Linked DNA regions of Mus musculus: region 2 is linked to region 1. The links are chromatin contacts, found by POLR2A ChIA-PET in ENCODE. All regions are on one chromosome and are shown on one strand. The core of a region is the stretch at or near the end of the contact, and the rest is flanking DNA. Distances in the headings are between cores, read along the strand shown.

What was found. ChIA-PET counts read pairs that join two places held with the same protein, here RNA polymerase II (POLR2A).
Region 2: POLR2A ChIA-PET joins it to region 1 with 20 read pairs in Patski. The contact joins the promoter of Ndufs8 here to the promoter of Ndufv1 in region 1. POLR2A ChIA-PET finds 5 or more read pairs at or near these places in 3 of 5 experiments (Patski and embryonic stem cell).

Annotation. Positions count from the first base shown.
Region 1 is chr19:4,010,201-4,015,971 of GRCm38, forward strand. It overlaps Ndufv1 (NADH:ubiquinone oxidoreductase core subunit V1), which reads right to left and starts at 2,555. Exons shown (of 10, transcript NM_133666.3): 1 at 2,351-2,555; 2 at 1,146-1,228; 3 at 902-1,072. The coding sequence starts at 2,422.
Region 2 is chr19:3,910,351-3,916,123 of GRCm38, forward strand. It overlaps Ndufs8 (NADH:ubiquinone oxidoreductase core subunit S8), which reads right to left and starts at 2,424. Exons shown (of 7, transcript NM_001271443.1): 1 at 2,360-2,424; 2 at 1,339-1,396; 3 at 1,216-1,266; 4 at 811-906; 5 at 548-720. The coding sequence starts at 1,396. It overlaps Aldh3b1 (aldehyde dehydrogenase 3 family, member B1), which reads right to left. Exons shown (of 10, transcript NM_026316.3): 9 at 4,944-5,043; 10 at 3,141-3,734. The coding sequence ends at 3,544.

The DNA of each region.
Region 1 (5,771 bases), core at 1,305-3,804:
ATGTTCTCCTGAGAGAACAAATCCAACATCTCTCCCTGGGCTTCCCTTGAGAGTCAATTCAGTTCTTGGTCGTAAGAGGTCTGCAACCTCTACCACAGCCTTGAGGCTAACAGGAGGTAGAGTGGTTGACTTTTTAAAAAATGAGCAGGTAGTGGTGGTACACACCTTTCACCCCAGCACCCAGGAGGCAGAGATGGGTGGATCTCTGAGTTCAAGGCCATCCTGGTCTACAGAGTGAGTTCCAGGACAGCCAGAGCTACACAGAGAAGTCCTATCTTGAAAACAATATTTCTGTTTATTACATTTATTTACTGGTGGTGGCAGCATGTGCCATAACACATGTGAAGTTCAGGGATCAACTTGTGGGAGTCAGCTCTCTCTCTCTCTCTTTCATGTGGGTTCTAGAAGTGACCTCTGGTCACCAGGCTTGAAGCCAGGCTCCCTTACCTGCTGAGCCATTATGCCAACCGAGTGGTTAACTTTATAATTTGCATTCTAGGTGTCTAGGTGTCTACTGAAGTTGCAGGTCAAAAACTGAACCAACATTATCTTTTTAACTTCTGCATATCATACTCAGACACACACCCATACACATACAAAAGAAAAAAGAAAAAGAAGAAGAAGAAAAAAAGAGGAATTCAAAAGGACCAGATTCTCCAAAGCTTGCTAAGTATTAAAAGGCAAAGGTGGAATTTGAATAATAAGGTCTGCCTAAATGAAAATCTTGTATGGATTGTAACATCTTAAGTCTCTGCTGAGGAAAGAGATAGCTCTTAAGTTAAGGATAGATATATCCTCTCTTACAGCCTGCTAAGTTTCCCAGCATCAGCCCCAAAACCCAGTGATCCAGCAGCCCCTCCTGTATCCTGCAACCAGAGCTTAGGATATTTCCCCAACAAACCTGCCATCTGAGGGCTTATTCATGAAGCTCCACTTGAGGCCAGTGGGGAAGCCAGCACCACCACGGCCCCGTAAACCTGATGTCTTCATCTCACCCAAGATCCAGTCAGGCCCCTTCAGCAGGATCTCCTTTGTCTTGTACCAGTCACCCCGTCTCAGGGCACCTTTCAGCCTGGACAGAGTAGGAAATGATGTGAAGGAGAAGTCCTGCTCTGGGACCCAGCAGGCCATGGGCACTGTCTCACCTCCAGTCATGGCGCCCATACAGGTTGGTAAAGATCCGGTCTTCATCCTTCAGTGAGCCAAATGAGGTTTTCTTGGGTGCTGTCTGGGGAGATAGAAGGTCAGGAGGTCCAGAGCTCAGGGACCATGAGGGATTGGGGCAGAATTTTCAGCTTCTTGGGCCTTCCTACATATGAGGAGCTGGGCCACAGCAGGGGTAGAGGCTTCAAAGTCTTTGAAACATTGTAGCTCCCGACCACCATTTATATCAGTCCTTCCTGTTTAGAAGTTACAGAGCTAAACACTCTCAACGTTTCATCCCAATTCATCCTTGTAACATTCCTGGGATAGGATATTTCCTCCATTTTCCAAAGGAGGGGGGGGGGGCTCTAAACAAAAGGAACTTAGGGAAGGCCACAAAGCTAAAAGCAGATGGTCCCCACGGAGCCATGTCACACTTCAGCGACAGCACCAGCATTGCTTCCCCAAGACCAGCATAGATTTGTCTGACTCTTCCACTAGAGCAAAACCTGGCTAGGAGGGGCTTGATCTCCCTAACTCTGCTGAAGAGGTAGTACGTGGTCACTGATGGAAGAGAAGTGCCTCATTGGGGCTGGGGAACAAAATGGATTTGGGGTCTGAGATAAAGGAGAGGTGTGGACTGGAATGGTTCACGACTTGGTAGAAAGTGACCTGACATCCACTCCTACCTCCTTAAAAGTACTTCTCCTCAGGTGTAGTGGTGGATGCCTGTGGTCTCAGGAGCACCCAGAGAGGCTGAGACAAGAGGACCAACACTAATTTGAATACAGCCTAGAACTATATAATGAGCCCCTATCTCATAAAAAAAAAAAAATTCACAAAAGCGTTTTCCGGTCACTACTGGAAGCAAAATACTGTCGGGGGGTTGAGGAGATACACATCTTTTTCAAAACTGTTTTCTGAACTTTGAAATGGGGCGAAGACCCTGATACCCGGTAGGGCTGCGAGGAAGAAATAACAGATTATCTAAGACGCCTCAACACCTGCAAACCCTCACCCCAAGACGGGGTTGTTAAAACAAGAGTAGCTGGACTGGACATCGTCAGCCTGGAGTTGGGACCGTTAGTTTTTATCCAGACCGGGTGGTAGCTCGGAGAGGAGAGGACTCTGCAGAGGGGACCACAATCCCGCTCGCCGCTCGCCACTCCTCCGCCATAGGCGTGGGCCTGAATCAGGGCGGGCTCACCGTGCCGCTGCTGAAACGCACAGATACCCGCACGGGAACCAACCCGCCGAGAAAATGCCGTGCCGCTAGCATCGCGGGAGCCAGACGGGTCACCTCCGGCTGTCACCTTCACAACTCCGAACCGCGGGACCGGCGCGACAGAAACACACGGGGTGGGGAGCGCACAGGAAGTGCGTCACACATCCGCAGCCAGTGGCGTGTCCAGGGACCTCCGTTCCTTTGAGCTCTGTCCTCGGCCTCGCCCACTAAAGGTGCGCGGGCACAGAGACCGGAAATTTACTCTCGTGCTAGGCCTTCTGGGAGATGTAGTCCAGCTTGCCCAGACTCTCCTTTCTCGGAGACTCTTCCTTTTCCTAGTAAACCAGGCTCACGTGTCGCCCTCTGCTGGATCCCAAGTATTCCACTTCCTACAGACTTTGCGTCTAGTTGACACCAGCTATATATGCACGAATGGAAGCTGGTGAGAAAATTAGTTGGACTACAGCGGAATCGTCCTGATCTGGTGTAATTACGCTGAACTAGCCGAGCCCTGCTGAACTAAGCGCTCCCCCTGAGCATCCGTGTGCCTTGGAGAAGTACTCATTAACAAAAGAACCGGTGAGGTCCCTCACCTCCCACAAAGCTGCCCCAGAACCTTTGCATAGGACTTCTCAGGGCTGTGTGTCTGTAAACCTTTTAGAGCAATGCAGAGACCAGGGATGGTCAGTGAGTGTCACAGGCTCCCGCCGATGCTAAAAGGCTACTCCCTCCCCTTATCAGGGACCCCTTGGGGCTCTAGTTACACACTGCAGCCGGACTCCTGTCTTCAGAACCCAGCTCTAGAACAAAAACGTTTTGCTTGTTTTTCTTTTAAGATAAGTTTCATTTAGCTCTGGCAGGCCTGGAAATCACTATATGGCGTAGGCTGGCTTTCAACTTGCTGTGAGCCTTTGACTTCCTAATGCTAGATTCAAAAACCAGCCCCAGATATAAGAGTTTAAGAGTTTTCTTCCTTCCTTCCTTCCTTCCTTCCTTCCTTCCTTCCTTCCTTCCTTCTTTCTTTCCTTCCTTCCTTCTGCTTTGTCAGACAGAGTCTTACTATTCCCCTAATATGCTTTAAATTGAGCCTACAAGCTCACTTGGATGTCTATCTTGGTAATGGGAGACCTCAGCATGCTGGACTTCTGCAGAATAAAGCATTCTTTGTGTTTACATAGTATTTGAGTCCAGGGTATCAGGGGTCAGAAGGAGGGCAGCAGCATCATTAGACTACTTCATGCTTATTATGGGCGTCAGTTCCTTGGGGCAAGCCTGATCTTTACTGTCAGGATATCTAATTATTTCCTTTTCTTCTTTCTTCTCCTCTTCTTCTTCTTGTTTCTTCTTTGTGCACAACTACTTAATAACCTCTTGGTGTCCTAGCATTTATATACCCTCTAAAAACTCCACAGAATTCCAAATGTCACATCATCACAGAAACTATCTACAGCTGGAAAAATCATGTCCTTGCTAGAACACAAGGCAAATCATAGTCAGCTGCTGTGGACAGTCTGAAGCAGCTCTATATCCTCACACTTAGGATCAAAACAAAAACACATTCTGATAATATTTCTGTGGTTTTTTTTTCAAAGAAACCAAAACTCCAAAATTGTCACTACAATGTCTGACTTAGAAGTGTAGTATGTAAGAGACAGATGAATACCTGTTTGCTCAATACTGCCCACAGTGTGTGCTGGTCAGAAGGGTTTTTTGTTGGTTTGTTTTTTAACTTGCCATAAATTAGTCATTTGAAAAGGGGGACCTTTGACTAAGGGATTATTTTCATTAAGTTGCTGGTAGGCAAGTCTGTGGGAGCATTTTTTTTTTTGATTAAGGATTGATGTGGGAAGGCCAAGCCCACTGTGGGTTAAGTCATTCCTGAGCAGATGGTCCTGTATTGTATTAAAAAAAAAAAAAAAAACCTGAACAAGCCATGGGCAAGCAAACCAGTAAGTAGTGTTCCTCCATGGCCTTGGGTTCATTTCTGCCCACAGGAACCTTGAGTTCTTGCCGTTACTTCCCTCAATGAGGGACTGTGACATGGAAATGTATGCCTTTCCTCCCCAAGGTGTTTGCTTGTTTTGGTCATGGTATTTATCACTGAAATAGACAGCAAACTGGGACAGTAGCCCTAGATGGCCTTAACTCCGTGGGGGTGAAAATGAGCGTCTGTAGGATTTCCTCCCTGACTGGGAGAACTGTACCCAAAACCATAGTTTCCTTCCCATAGTGCTTGGCACTCAGCAGGACCCACAGCACTACTGACAAGCCTGTGACAGTCACTGGGTCCATCAGTGCTCCCAGAAGGGGCACCAAGAGCATCCACATCCTGCCTGAAGTGTCACAGCCTGGCAGGGCAGTCCCAGCCCCCCTCTACTTGGTAGAGAAGAGATGCCTGGGCAGAGCTAGAGATTACATAGCTAATCCAGGGCTTAGACCTAAGTCTGTGGATCATTTGGGGGGGCAGGAGGAGGGGTAACAGTGTGGAGCCAGGGCATCCCAGACCTTCCCCCATCCCCCATCCTAAGTACTCAGATCAGAGGGAGAAGTGCCAGGGACAAGATGCAGGTCATGGAAGTGACAGAAATGGAGAGTGGAGGACAGGACCCACATTCATCTAGTGTCAAGCTCAGCACCAAGTGCTTGCCATGTGTTATTCCCTTAAGTCTTCCACATACATCAAATAGAAGTGATTGACCCCATTTTCAGAAGCAGACAGTGTGGCTCTGATGCCACTCGGGCCTCCCCAGCTGGGTACAGGTGCCAGTGCACTTGCTTACCACGCTGCTTGAGTAAAGGGAGTCTGAGGTGGAGGCAGGAGGATTGCTACGAATTCAAAACCATCCTTGCATATATAGTGATACACAGGGAGACCCTTTCTCAAGGAAAAAACGTTTTTTTTAAAGGAGGCAGCAGGAGATGCTCCTTAGCTTGCCTGGAATGCTCAAGGCCCTCCCGGCCTTTGACCTCAGTAAAGAGGTGAGTGTCACGGAAAGGCAGAGAGAGGACAAGGAGACACAGAGGTCAATTAGCTGGTTGTACAGGCTCACACTTGTAACTCCAACACCTGGCAGACTAAGGCAGGATTGCCTTGTGTTTGAAACTAAGTTAGGCTAGAAAGAAAAAAACATTTAAAGGTCCATTCTGGTGTCATTTCCTAAGCAGTTTCCTCTGGAGGGTCCAAGGCCTGGTGCTCCCTTCTTTCTCAGCCTGTTCCCTGCTGTGTCGTTATCTGACCGAGCCAGCTCAGTCAGTCAACAGGGTCTCAAGCAAGGGCGTGAGGATTGAAAAAGAAAAACAGACAACATTATCACATGACTCCAGCCCACACTGAGGCTGAAACAGCTTTGTTTCTTACCAGCCTGCTTTTATATCATTCCAGGTATATCTAAAACACATGGTG
Region 2 (5,773 bases), core at 1,174-3,673, 100 kb before region 1:
GTCACATGATTATTGACTCCCAGGGTAGGATATGAGTACTCCACGTGGCCTGCTTGGGATGGAGCCGCCCCCCAGCCGGCTTCCTGACTCAGCACTTGACATTAAGGACTCACTGTCCCCCACACAGGGTCAGGGTTAGGCCAAGCGAGAAAAGGACAATGTCAGGTGTCTGTGGCAGTGCATACTTTTATCTTAGTACTCCAGAGGCAGAGGTAGACAGATCTGTGAGCTCAAGACCAGCTTAGTCTACACAATGAGTTTCAGCTGGTGCTACATAGTGAGACTCTGTCTCAAAAGAAAAAAGAGCCAGGAGTGGTGGTAGTATATACCTTTAATCCCAGCACTTGGGTGGCAGAGGCAGTCGGATTTCTGAGTTTGAGGCCAGCCTGGTCTACAGAGTGAGTGCCAGGACAGCCAAGGCTACACAGAGAAACCCTGTCTCGAAAAACCAAAAAAAAAAAGAAAAAAGAAGGGTCTTTCCCGGGGGAGTGTATCAAGGTAGGGGTCAGATCAGATTTAGGGCCTAGTAGTTAGAAGGCAGACTCACCTGTGCAGGACAGATGGCCTCACAGAGTTTGCAGGCAATGCAACGCTCCTCTCCAGATGGGTAGCGGCGCAGTGCATGCTCCCCACGGAAGCGCGGACTCAGTGGGCCCTTCTCAAAGGGGTAGTTGATGGTGGCAGGCTCTCGAAAGAGGTAACTTAGGGTCATGCCCAGTCCTGGGAGTAGTACAGAGCTGGTAAGAGGATGCTCTCCTCTCCGGCCGTCCACGCCTGACTCTCCCCTCTCCCCTCTTCACTGGTACCCACCTCGGATGAGTTCTGTCCACATCAGAATCCGAGCTGCATTGTCAGTTGCGGACTTCATGTCCACCTCAGACTCCTGTTCCTTCTTATTCACATACTCTGCAGGAGGTCAGGGAGGGAGGTTAATGGAAGCTGGCTTTGGAAGCGCACCCAGGCAAAGCTTTTCAAGTTCAGGGAGTGAGGGACCTAGGTCCTCCTAGTGGGTCCTGATAACCTAGCAGCTCTTTCCTGTCACATGCCTCCCGCCTTTGATGGTACTACAGTGACTGAGTCACAGTCTCTCTTGATCGCTACCTTCATTTTCAGAGTGGAAACTAGAGCTCACAGAGGGTCCCTAGCAAAGCAATTTCCCGGGCCTTGGGTGTGACGACGGTCAGAAAAGCTCAAGTCAGAATATTGGCTACTCACTGTACGTTGCCGCCACTGCGCTGCTATGAAGGCTTTGTCCATTAAGATGTCCTGCAAGGAGAGAGGTGATTTCACACCAGGAAGCTCTGCTCCCCCACCCCCAGGAAAGGCCTCTAGCCCTACCTGTGCGCATGGCCTGGGCCAAGGCCCGTGGCAGCATTGATGAGCTCAGGCGATACATCTGGAACATGGAGAAGGGAAGAGAAGGGTCTAAAACTGCCCTCCTCTGAACCTCTACCTTACGCCCCATTCACTCACAATCCCACTCAAGACCAGCACCCCTAACCCTCAATCTGACCTCACTCTGCTGACTCACAGTTCCTGGGCACCCCAAGTTCCTTCTATTTCTGCAGTTCCTAAGCAACCTATTTAATCCATTTCCCCATGTCCACTCCTCATCCTCCGCTCACACCAAGGCTCCCTGACCACCACCAGTGTATTCAGGAGCCTGGATGGTTCTTCTGGTGGGTCCTCCTAGTGGGTCCTGATAACTCTGAGCCAGGCTTCATGTCAAATGTCATAGACCCTGTCATCCTGTCATGTTAAGTGATTGCTCCCAAATTACCCAATGTCATTGGAACCAGGACAGGAATCCAGGAGATACCTGCAGAAAACCCTTAAAGATTTAAATAATTACCAGGGTCAAGTTCCTCTCCTCAACCCAAGGGGCTCCTGGAACTCTCCCCAACCTGCAGAGTGACCTTGGGCAAATGATGTCCCCTGGCCTCAGTTTCTGGATTACAATGTAGGAAGAGGGGTCCCGAAAATTAGGGATGTATGCAAACAAGGGGATTTTGACCAAGAGTCTGGCAGATCACCAACGCTCTAGCGCCCTCTTGTGACCTTTGACCTGTAGGGGTCGGCCAATTCTTGACCCCAAGCAATCCTGGATCCAACCTACCACTTTCTCTCAGACCTTCCCCTTGACCTCTGACCCTATGAACGCAGAAGGCAGCCGGCGAGGCAGCGCATGCGCCTGAGGGTGCAGGCTTTCCGGTCCGCAGCTCGGGAAGGACGCACAAGCCGCGGGTCCCGAGCCGAAGCGCTAGATCCCAGACTTCATAAGGTCAGCGGTGACACCCCGTTCAACCCTGTCGTTGCGTCACCCAGACCCTGTCTTCGCCGCCTTGCCCTGGCCACCCACCTTGAAGTGCTGCGGCTCCTTCCCTGGCCCAGATGCGGTTCAACCGGAAGGCGGAGCCTAAGCTCAGGATGCTGCCATTGGGCGAGCTTCTCACGCCTTTTTCCATAGTGCCCTTTCCTTCTTTGGTCTGATTGGCCTAGGGTCCTGTAGGAGGCGGGCCCAGGACTATATTTTTCTCTAATTGGCTGATGGGAGCAGATGCTTGAAGTTTTGTAGGGAGCTGCCATGTTGTATCAGAGAGGTTAATGCGCCTGACTTCCGAGATCCTGAAGGCGGGACTTCCTGACCTCGGTTTGGGACGCTGCTACAGTCCGGGGAGGCGGGAGGGGTAGGGCTCATTTGAATACTGCAAAGATGGCGACAGCGTACAAGCGCTTTAACCACTGGTCCTTGTAACGGCCGCGGGTAGCAGGACTTTTGTCAAGTCTGCCCCTAGGACTAGAGAACCATGAGGCAATCTGCATGCCTTGTATGGAGTGATCAGAAATGCTTCCTTCAGGAAGTAGTGTCTAAGCTGGCGGTGTAGAATCTGGAAGGCCAGGAAGGACATGTTGACTTAGTCAAAAACCAGGCCATGTGTAGAGACAGGATGTCAAAAATTTTGAGTTTTAGCAGGTGAGTGGCTGGAAGCGCCATCCCTTGGAGCATGGAGCTCAGACTGGTGGAATGTTTTACGGCTGAGTAAACTTGTGAGGTGAGGGGTGAGTTGTAGCTGGGGAAAGGTCTTGGACTTATCACGGAGGCAGCACCTCCACTCCAAAAAAGACAAGACACCTGTAGCTTGGAGTCAGCCCTCCTAGTTTAATACTTCCACGACGATAGGCTGTTTTGTTAAGGCTGTTTTATTTCCATTGTGCAGATAGAAAACTGAGAGTGAGAAGACCCAGACAGGCCTGGTCACAGAGTATGACCTGTGCCGATTATCACTGCTCCCTTGCAACACTATCCACGAGAGGGTGGGTAGTTCAGAAGTGCTCTGTTTTCTCGAAGATTCTATGGTCACTGCATCCCTTCCTGCCTTCCTACCCTCAGCCTATCTTATTCAAAGGTCCAAAAAGGGGAGCCCCAGGAGGCAGAGGGCTCCACCAAGAAGGGCTGAGCAGACTGCTCTGTGGCCTTGGCCCTGGCAGGCCACTTCTCTGAAGCTGTGCCCCAGGCAGGCTCCTGTACCCCAAAACCCCTGCTTACAGCAGGGTGCAGCTGCAGCACCTCTCCTCCATGGCCACCAACAACACCCTGAGGTTGCGACTGGAGTAGGGTGGGTAGCGCAAGTCATTGATTTTCTCCATTCCCGGGCTGCGCAGCAGACAGGCACGCTGGTTGGAGAAGGTGTCAAAGGAGAACTTGCCGTGGTACCTGCCCATCCCGCTGGTTCCTGTGGGCAGCACAGAACATGGGTCTTTAGGTCTTTAAGGGCCAACTGAGGGGACATCACATAGACTTGGCTTTGACAGGTAGGCTATCTTAGCCTGTTTCTCTGTGTGTTCAGTGGACTAATCACAAGGCGTTATGGATGAGTACTGAACTTGCCCCAGCCACTTTACCAGGTGCCCTTAGGGACAGGCAAACTGAGGTCATGGGTATGAATTCTGGAGCTAGGCTTCCCAACGTTGAATCCCAGCCCCATACTGAACACTCTAGGCAAGTGACTGCCTCAGGCTCTCTGTGAGAGTGGCATCTTTTTTCTAGGTTTGTGGCAGACATCTTCAAATCTGTGTAGCTCTTACTGTCTAGGAAGGAACAAGGACTCAACCCAGAATGTCCAGGGGACATGGCCTGGGTGGAGTTGGTAGTAATGAAGCTGGCTTGTTAAAGTGAGGGACGCCAGAGGATCATGGAGTCAGCCAGATAGTGTGTAAGTGGGGAAGGTGGGGGGAACATGTAAGGGTTCAAGTTCAGTAGCCATCACAAGAGACTAAGGGGGAACAAGAGCAGGACTTCTAGGCCAGACCAGGACTAGCCGGACAATGCTGTCATTTGCTCTGATATTGAGTCTGACCGGGTGGAAGGACCAGGGCACTTTCAGTGAGGAAGTCGACCTAAAGGAGAAGTAGCTGTCCCGGTCACATGCCTGTGGGCTTGCTGGAATATAGCTGTGAGGTTTGAAGTTGGGGGCGGGGGGTGGCAGGGGGGTGGAATGGGGCATCTCCACATGCCTGGCCTCCTGGAAACAGAGACACCCAGAGCTGGGTGTGCAGGGACTTGGGAAGGCTAAAGGAGGCATCATTTGGCCCTGCCATGGAGTTGAAGGCCAGAACTATGTGGGGATGGGTGGCCAAAGTCTGGGGGAGAGACAAAGAACTCAGTGGCTGGAGGCAACTGGTGTGTTTTTATAAACCCACCAACGTGATCTCTCTGTAGCTTCTCACCCACATGTTTAGTGCAAGCATATCTGCAAAGTTCCACCACAGACTGTAGGGAGGTGGGAGAGAGGCAGGCTAGTTGGACAGTCAGTGGGGAGGGGCTTATGCTGCACTGGGCACTGAGAAGGGGGCACATCTTCTGCAGTTAATGTGGTCAGGTAGCAGGATGGGGATGCAGGTAGGGGGTCAGCCCAGGAGGGCAGAGCTCTGCTGCTACCTACCCACTCCTCCAAAAGGAAGGCTGGACAGGGTCATGTGCATGAAGCCATCATTCCCACAGAATCCCCCGCTGCTGGTCCGGGCCAACACCTGTTTGATAACCTGGGAGAGAAAAGATGCAAAGCACTCCTGGACGGACCTTGTTTCAGTGAGGGCCAAGGGGGCCCTAATGGGGCAGACTCACAAACTCCACCCTGGGGCATATTCTCTATGGATCCACCTGTATGTGTCCCTGACAGGGTGTTGAGGGGACCTGGCACATCTACTCAGACGGGCAGAGTAGGGACACAGTGAGATGTCAAGTCATGGAGGTTTCCCAGGGAGGGAGAAGGGGAGGGGGATAACTACTGAATTTTAGTATAAATGAGACAGCTATTCCAGAGAGAAGGGGAAGAGAAATAAAGGGAGCTGGGGGGGGGGGGTGAGTTTGGGTCCCTAAGGTCAGGTGGGCATAGCAGCCTGAGCTTAGCCTTGCCTGAATTTCTGGAGGGTTTTCTCCAGTCTGCAGGTTCCTCAAACGCTGAAGGGAAAGGAGATAGGTTTGCCCTACTTACTCTGATGACACCTCTGAGTTGGGCCCTGTCTGGTGAAGTGGATCCTACCAGGTATCAGCATTGCCTCAGCCTGAGGCTTCCCAGAGCAACAGCCACATCAGAGGGAGAGCAGGCTGGAAACCAGCCTGGTCTCAGACCAGTGCTGGGCTTAGGAGACTCTGAGGGGCAGTTGGCCCTCTCTGCCAAAAGTGCTGTGTTGTGTTTTCTAACGGTCCCACAGAGGAATGGCTAAGTTTGAAGGTGAGTCTGAGATGGTCCCAGCAGAGACTTTCATGTAG